2 separate regions of the Homo sapiens genome follow, and region 2 is linked to region 1. A link is a contact called in ENCODE Hi-C or POLR2A ChIA-PET data. All regions are on one chromosome and are shown on one strand. The core of a region is the stretch at or near the end of the contact, and the rest is flanking DNA. Distances in the headings are between cores, read along the strand shown. Region 1 overlaps RNGTT (RNA guanylyltransferase and 5'-phosphatase). Region 2 overlaps RNGTT (RNA guanylyltransferase and 5'-phosphatase).

What was found. Hi-C counts contacts between places; a loop is a spot of excess contacts on that map. ChIA-PET counts read pairs that join two places held with the same protein, here RNA polymerase II (POLR2A). Pooled maps may share reads with other maps.
Region 2: a map of OCI-LY7 shows a loop between it and region 1 (3-fold over the local background). The contact joins two enhancer-like sites. A Hi-C loop is called at or near these places in 1 of 168 maps with a recorded cell type or tissue (OCI-LY7), 4 of 37 single-sample maps with no recorded cell type and 3 of 50 pooled maps. POLR2A ChIA-PET finds 5 or more read pairs at or near these places in 1 of 52 experiments (WTC11).

The regions. Positions count from the first base shown.
Region 1 is chr6:88,866,882-88,870,712 of GRCh38, reverse strand. The region is part of intron 8 of RNGTT (RNA guanylyltransferase and 5'-phosphatase); the gene reads left to right. Among named protein-coding and RNA genes, the nearest start is that of RNGTT, 95 kb to the left of the region's middle. Within about 2 kb of position 2,197, at least 3 of the 41 ENCODE cell types and tissues checked have a DNase peak (open chromatin) inside an H3K27ac peak, as active enhancers do.
Region 2 is chr6:88,610,830-88,614,660 of GRCh38, reverse strand. RNGTT (RNA guanylyltransferase and 5'-phosphatase) reads left to right here. Exons shown (of 16, transcript NM_003800.5): 15 at 266-389; 16 at 1,779-3,831. The coding sequence ends at 1,942. Among named protein-coding and RNA genes, the nearest start is that of RNGTT, 350 kb to the left of the region's middle. Within about 2 kb of position 1,945, at least 2 of the 41 ENCODE cell types and tissues checked have a DNase peak (open chromatin) inside an H3K27ac peak, as active enhancers do.

The DNA.
Region 1 (3,831 bases), core at 948-3,447:
GCATCTGAATTATTATATTTGCAAATGACCTTAAAGTGCCATTTTGGACCTTTTTTGGTAAAAACAATGTAGCCGTATTAAAGTCCCTAGAAGTGTTTTTTCTGTATCAGGAAACTGAGACATTCTTAAGTTGAAATCTCAGAAGGGAAGAATGATATGAAGATTCTCTTTTATCCCATTTGGATTTTTTTTTTTTTTTTTGCTCTTAATTGTGTTGGGAGCAAAGGAGTCTAATAGAAAAACATGATGTTGGAATGTAGCTCTTTTATTTATAGGCAGTGAAATTTATGTTCATAGGATAGAAAAGTTATTTGACTTGTATGTGGTATATGAGGAACAGTAATTTTTATATATGTGCCCTAATGATATATTTTGGGGAAAAAATTCTATAACCATATGTTTTAAAATCATATATAGGATTTTTATTTTCTGGAGGAACTACATTTGGTTTTTGCATGTTTGATGGTAATTTGCTTCTCAAAAGGCAGTAACATGTGAACTAGGTAAAGAAATCAGAAAATGAGCAATTCTGACAGTGCTTTTAAATTGTGAAGTCTGATTTGAAGATTATATAGGTGGCCCATCTTAGTATAGTATCACTCTGGCTTTCAGCCCAGATTTAATGTTGCTGCTATTTTTGCTGGCAGGTGAGCTTCCTTGGACTCATTTTATTTTAGTAACATTTTTGAATTTAGAAATTTAATTTTTAAAATACTTTTGCATGGGCAGAAAACTAAATTTTGTCTCCCTATGAATTATCTAGAATGGCATTTAGGTCTTTTACATCTTATGTCAGCCTGATAGAATGTAAACTACTGGCTAGAGTTGCAGGATATAATATATAACTAGAACAAATCAAATTGCTGCATAAATTACAGCCTTTAAGCAGCTGAACTTTGAGACTGCTCTATGATGTGGCCTTGGTAGTTGCCTTAATGTTATGAGTCCATAATATATTTATTTTTATAGTCTCAGTAGTATTAGCTGTTGAAATTGGTGCTTCTAGGATTTCTCCTGGTACTTTTATGTGAACTTGAACAAAGACTAGTAGCAACCAGTTAATTTCTAATAGTTTGATTCATTAAGAATTACTTACTAGTGTTAAAAGGAAAATAAAAATGGAGGTCACAGTTTAGATAGATCCCAAGGCCAACTGCCTATAACCCTGTAACCCAAACTCAAGTCATTCTGATTCCCCTGAAACACTATCTCTACTTATAAAAGAACCACAAAGCATGAGGTTTACATCTTTGCCAGCATGATTCAGTGAAATTAAACCAATCAGCTATAGACAAATATAAACAGCTCCACTTGCATTAGAATAATGTTAGTGTCTAATGGCCAGTCACGAAAAAGGTCAAAATACTTTCTCCTTTATAAACTGCTATAACTCCTGTGAGGAAGCTTCTTATGACTTGAAGTTTCAGATCTCAATCTGTACTTTTTGCATGACAGTGAGCTTTAAAATTTTTCCTAACTTGATCTAATTTTATGTTTGATACCAGTAAATGGAGAAATTACAACTCTCTTAAAACATTTGGTGCACTTAGATACGGTTTTGTTATTTAGATTTTTCCTTTGTGCATGAAGCAATATTAAATAAAATCAAGCATCATCATGTTGTACATCTTCTACATGTGTTTTTAATTCTCTTTCTTAAAAATACCTTAATTGTGTTATTAGCACATTTCTAAATTTAAAATAATGGGTGATCTTTATAGTAAAATATTTATGGTAAAGTATAATGCCTGTGTTAAAAGTAAATTTATTTCAAGTTTCTTGTAGATTATTAAAATCCCTTTCAGTAAAATTTTTTTCTGAAAATGTTCATTGTTCTATAGAAATAACATGAGAGTATGAAAAAGATGGTGCTTGCTTTAAAGGAAATTCCTAATTTCTGACAAGTTTTAAATGGCTGCTGTTTTGACTACACACTCAGAGCTGCCAAATACAATATTTTGATATGTGGTCAATTTCAATGGCAGTAAAGTTTTAAAAGGAAAAAGAGTTTGTGTGTATTTAAGAAAAGAAAATTGAAGATGTGGTTCATGCCCTAAAATAGGTCAAAATCTAATGAACAATATGAAGTATAATTGCATATAAATGACATGACATAGACTCTAATAATGTGGGAGTTCTTAGGAGGATGATGAGTGAAGGATGAGTAACAGGGGTGAGGGGAGCAATGTGAAGAAAGTCATGAGGTAGAAACAGCCTGAGCTGGACCGACCTGATTAATAATTGATATAAATCCACAATCTTTGTAAGCTCTTACAGTTAAGGCAGTTAGGTGCTTATGAGAAAATTGTTACACTGGTGGCTGCATAAACCCTTTGTTTATATTTTGAAGCATGTCAGAGTTTTAATGATTGCTAAGCCATAAGCTTCTGATTTAAACTTTGACTATGATGTCAACTCCCACTCCTTGAATTGTTCTTAGGAGGCTATTAAAATGGGAGATCCTTTATCTCAATCTTCTTGAAGTTTAGGACCACCTGATTTGCTGAGTCAGTTGGTTAGCCCCATAGCCTTTGAGGCCTTAAAAGAGCTGTTTTTTTTTTTTTGGAAATCAGGTAAAGAGTGTGGTAAGAGACTATTTTCCATAGTGATACAGAAGGCAGGGAAATGAACACTCTGAGGAATAGTTGCTGTGGCAGTGGAAGAGGAAGCACTTCACCTACTTATGTGACTGGAGGAAGAAAAAGGTTGTGATGGCACAGAAAGCTAAGCCTAAGGGGCTTTCCCAGCCGGAGGCACAGGAAAACCCTATAGTAATTCTCTCCCAGTCATCCTTCCCAACACTTTATTTCCCATTTTCAGTATAATTAAAAGACTGTTAGGTGAACCTTTTTTGGGACTTAGTGAAAATTTTACTCAAAGTAGCTTACTTTTAGCATTCATTCAATGAGTCTAGCCAATAGTGAATTTCAAAGGTTGCATAATATAAAATGTGAAAATTAGAAGACTGATTAGAATTAACTTGTGATCATACTTAGTTTTTCTTTTCTTCTTCTTCTAGTACTCTTTGCTCTTTTTAATCCTAGTTAGGATCAAAACAAGCACATTTCTATAGCTAAGAAGAGAAAATCTATTGAATATAACTTTTGGACAGATTCTTCAGTGAAAACTTTTTTTTTCAGATTAAAAGAATTTTTAAAATTCTTTTGCTTTTTTTGGACATCTGCTGTCAGGCTTTCCATTTTCATTCTCTCTCTCTCTTTTTCTTTTTTGAGATGGAGTCTTTCTCTGTTGCCCAGGTTAGAGTGCAGTGCCATGATCTCGGCTCACTGCAACCTCTGCCCCCCAGGTTCAAGCGATTCTTGTGCCTCGGCCTCTTGAGTAGCTGAGACTACAGGTGTGTGCCACCATGCCTAGCTAATTTTTGTATTTTTAGTAGAGATGGGGATTCACCATGTTGGCCGGGCTGGTCTCAAACTCCTGACCTCAGGTAATCTGCCTGCCTTGGCTTCCCAAAGTGCTGGGATTACAGGTGTGAGCCACCATGCCTGGCCCTGGCTTTTCTATTTTCTTTTGCAATTTGAGTGTTAAGGGTGGCTTGAGGTTATTTAGTCTAGTGCTTCTCACAATTCTATGTGTATGTGAATCACCTGGAAATCTTGTTAAAATGCTAATTCTGATTCAGAAAGTCTAGGCTGGGGCCCAAGATTCTGCATTTTTGACAAGTTTCCAGGAGATGCTAATGCTATTGGTCCAGGGACCACATTGTAAGTAGCAAGAATTGACTCCGTTTTCTCAGGTTATAGATGAGGATATCAAAGCTAGAGAGACCAAGTGGTTTTTACAAGGTCCCATACCTAGTTAGTAAGGGTG
Region 2 (3,831 bases), core at 696-3,195, 260 kb after region 1:
GGCTGGTTTCTGCCTAGCTTCTTTTAATTGCTATATATTGACAGCCATTTTCACAATTATTTATAAAATGTCGGATAAGTGAGCATGTGTACAAGGGAGTGCACACCATACCTTAAGCTTGATTAGATACTTCAGATGACAAAGAGCTCTCTGCATGAAGAGTTACTGAGGTATTTTTATCATTTCCTAATGTGCCTGTCACATAGTAGAAGCAAAAAGCCTTTCAAGTTATTTAAATATTTTCCTCAATTCTCTTTCAAAACAGGTGACAAAAGAGCTGAAACAGTATGACAACAAAATTATAGAATGCAAATTTGAGAACAACAGCTGGGTCTTCATGAGACAGAGAACAGACAAAAGTTTTCCTAATGCCTACAACACTGCCATGGGTGAGTATGACAACTTACCAGTGCTTATTATATTTAAAACAAAAATTAAGGTGTTAGACCCAAAGTGTGCTGCCTTTGTTGTTTTGCTTAATGGGGCATAGTCATTTGGACTTCATCCTTGTTTGATGGGAAAGATACGTCAAGTCTGTATTCTGTTTGGCTCCAGTTGGCTTGTAGGTTCTACTCTCTAAACTGGTGATCTTGTGCCCATGCACCCAAAAGAGAAGTTTAAAGGGCAGGATACTGGGCTGTATACAAGTTGAATTTATTGAACAACAACAACAACAGAAACCATGATAATTTCAGATCTATTCAAAACTATAAAAACCATTGTTTGCCAGATGGTAAAAGACAAAATTATCAGGGGAAAATGTAATTTCCAGCTCTTAAAATAGCTTTATAAACAATGGAGAACAAAGTAAACGAAAACCATTTAAAAAGACAAAATCTGCTATGCTATTCTTCAGAGTGTTCTTTGGGTACAATATGAATGCTTTGGGAATTCAGAATAGTAAGTTTCTTTCATGGGGAACAACACAAATTAATTGAAGTTTATAAGGTATACCACTACCAGTAGCAGTTGTTGTTCTGGATTGCATTTTTAGTGGAGTTGAAAAAAGGTAAAAACCAAGATAACAGGTTAATCAAACTTTACTTTTAGAATGTGCAGTTGATGAGGAGGATGATGATGATGATATGATAAGCTAATGAGAAAATATTGAAATTGCCAATTTCAGCTTTGCAGTTTAAAAGTTACTGTTGTACATTTAGGAGTTCTCATTGGAACTAGCATCCATGTTCAGACAAGATGAGTTAATTTCAAAAGTCAGGATGATTAAGCCAATGTCTTTTCTTCTAAGACCAAATAGGTAAATAAAATGAAAAGGACTGGCACTAAATTTTGATAAGAGAAGATAATATGGTCTGCTAGCTACAATGAAACCACCTATTCAACAGGAATGGTGGCTGGTGCCATGTTTTATGTTTCGTAGAGTAGACTTCTTTCTGAGAGAAAGATTGAAGGACTATAGTGCACGTTTTCTGTAGAAGTTTTAGTTGAATACAGACTATGGTGCAATGTGTTGTGTTAGATTAAAATCCCATAAAAACTGGTTTGGGAGGGATAGAAAACCGTGGGGAAGACATGCTTATAGCCCAAACATTTAAAGTTTTGGTTTAAAATTAATACTGCAGTAAAGAGTAGCCATTAGACAAGCACATATTTTGGGTGTAGGGTAGGGAGGAGATAGTTCAATGTGAAGCACATCACTCAAATGGGTAAAATGGAAAGTATTTAGTATATTGGGATGAAAACCTTTCTCATAAGCCTGTGGTGAGTCAGCTGCCTTAATTAACCCTCACATGAGACCTGTCTCCCTTTGTCCACAGCTGTGTGTAACAGCATCTCAAACCCTGTCACCAAGGAGATGCTGTTTGAGTTCATCGACAGATGTACTGCAGCTTCTCAAGGACAGAAGCGAAAACATCATCTGGACCCTGACACGGAGCTCATGCCACCACCACCTCCCAAAAGACCACGCCCTTTAACCTAAGACCTGCCTGTGACTTGAGGGTTAAGAAGAAAGAGGAATGAGGAAAAAACGCTGTTGCCCATTTTTGTAGCCAGAGAAATTGAAAAACGACTGTGGCTTGATGTTGATACACATTTGAATTTTTTTTAAAAAAAGAAAGTTATCGTAGCCAGCCTGTAAATACTTGATGCATTCGTTTCCTCAGTGCTGCAATACATCGTGGACTTAAACATCTTATTTATCTGATAAACTCAGCCTTACCTTGTGGAATCTGAAGATTGAAATATCCAAAGGTTTAAACAAGATGGAAATCAATGAAAAAGAGGCCTTGTTTATATATGGGTAGCTTCACATTTAATTTATAAAGTTAACAATCTGGAAACTGTGAGCCCATAAAACAGTATTTTTTAGAAGTTGTGTTACAACTGTAGCAAATTTTCCTTTTAAAAAATCCAGGCAATGGCATTAAACATTCTTGCTATCATTTACCATGGATTTCCTACATTTCTGAGATCCCTGTATTCAAAAACAAATGACAGGGTTGTTAAGTTGTACTATATTAAACAACTTGGTCTGGTTTATATCATTTTAACAAGTTTTTTGGAAATGTAAAAGAAAAAAGTAAAGCTCCATTTTTGTGAATTGCATTGTTTCTAAAGGAAGTATTTTGAGTATTTTCATCTGTTTGTATTGTTTCGACTATGATATCAGATATCCAGTGTGTCCATTCTGGCAGTGGTTTTGAGTTACTTCATGGAACTTGGACATACACCACCAGGTCCTTTATGTGTTGTTCTCCTGGGAGACTTCTTTTTTTAAATGCCAGGGCTACTTCTGCTTTACCTCAGTGGTATCAGCACATTGTAAATTACGTTAAAACACACAACTCACTGTGATCTATGGGAGTGATATCAAATACAAACGATGTTGTGTTCCTTCTCTCGAACAAAACAGCAAAGGGAATGCCAGCTAACTTCTTTGATTAGAAGGTAATGTCATGGAATAGAATGCTGTCACCAGAAAATGCTCTCCCACTGCTAGATAAATGCAGAGGCAAAGTGTAGACATCTGTAGGAACTAAATATCAAGGAAATCAAGACATTTATTTTCAAAGCGAGAATTCTATCTACATTCTATTCTGCGGATGTTATTTCTGTTATACATCTGAATTTTAAAATGTTTACTGATAGATAATGGATTTAAAGGGCGGCTAATTGATTGTCTGCCATTGTTGATAAACTGTTCTAATTGGTTTGTGAAAGAACTCTGAGAATTAGCTAAATGGAGGCTAGTGTATTTATTTTTAGAGGTACATGTTTTAAGTAAATGTATTTAAAACAAATTTTCATGGTCTGAATTGTATATGTAAATGCATATCTGTGTAAGTATATGCAAGTGTATATTCTTCTACTGATTCAGTCAGACACGAAATCCAACTGAATTACCCGGTAGACTGAATATCTGACGGGATTTCTATATGGACATAGCACAGATGAACCAAAAATGTATTTATATTCACCTGAGTTTTAATGTTTTTAAACAAAGTTTTCTCCTGCAGTGCTTTTCTATATGAAATAGTTGAGTCAAGCTTGGGCTTTTTTCTTCGTTGTTCCCAAGTCATGTAATGTATAGTGAATTTATCCAAAACGCCATTGTAACGTTTTTTACTAGAGTGTTTTTGCACATTTGGGCGCTAAAGGGATTAAAACAACTGATGCCACAATGACTATTGAAGGAGGGAAAATTCTCAAGGTTCCATAGTATCTTTTACAAAATGGATTAAAAAAAAAATGCCTATGCAACTTCAAATAGTCTGATGCCTGCTTCCCCAGGACGAGTGACTCTTCCACGGTGTGCTGCTTTCCCTCCGAGCCTGTGGAAAGGCAGAGCCCTTTTGCAGATACGAAAGC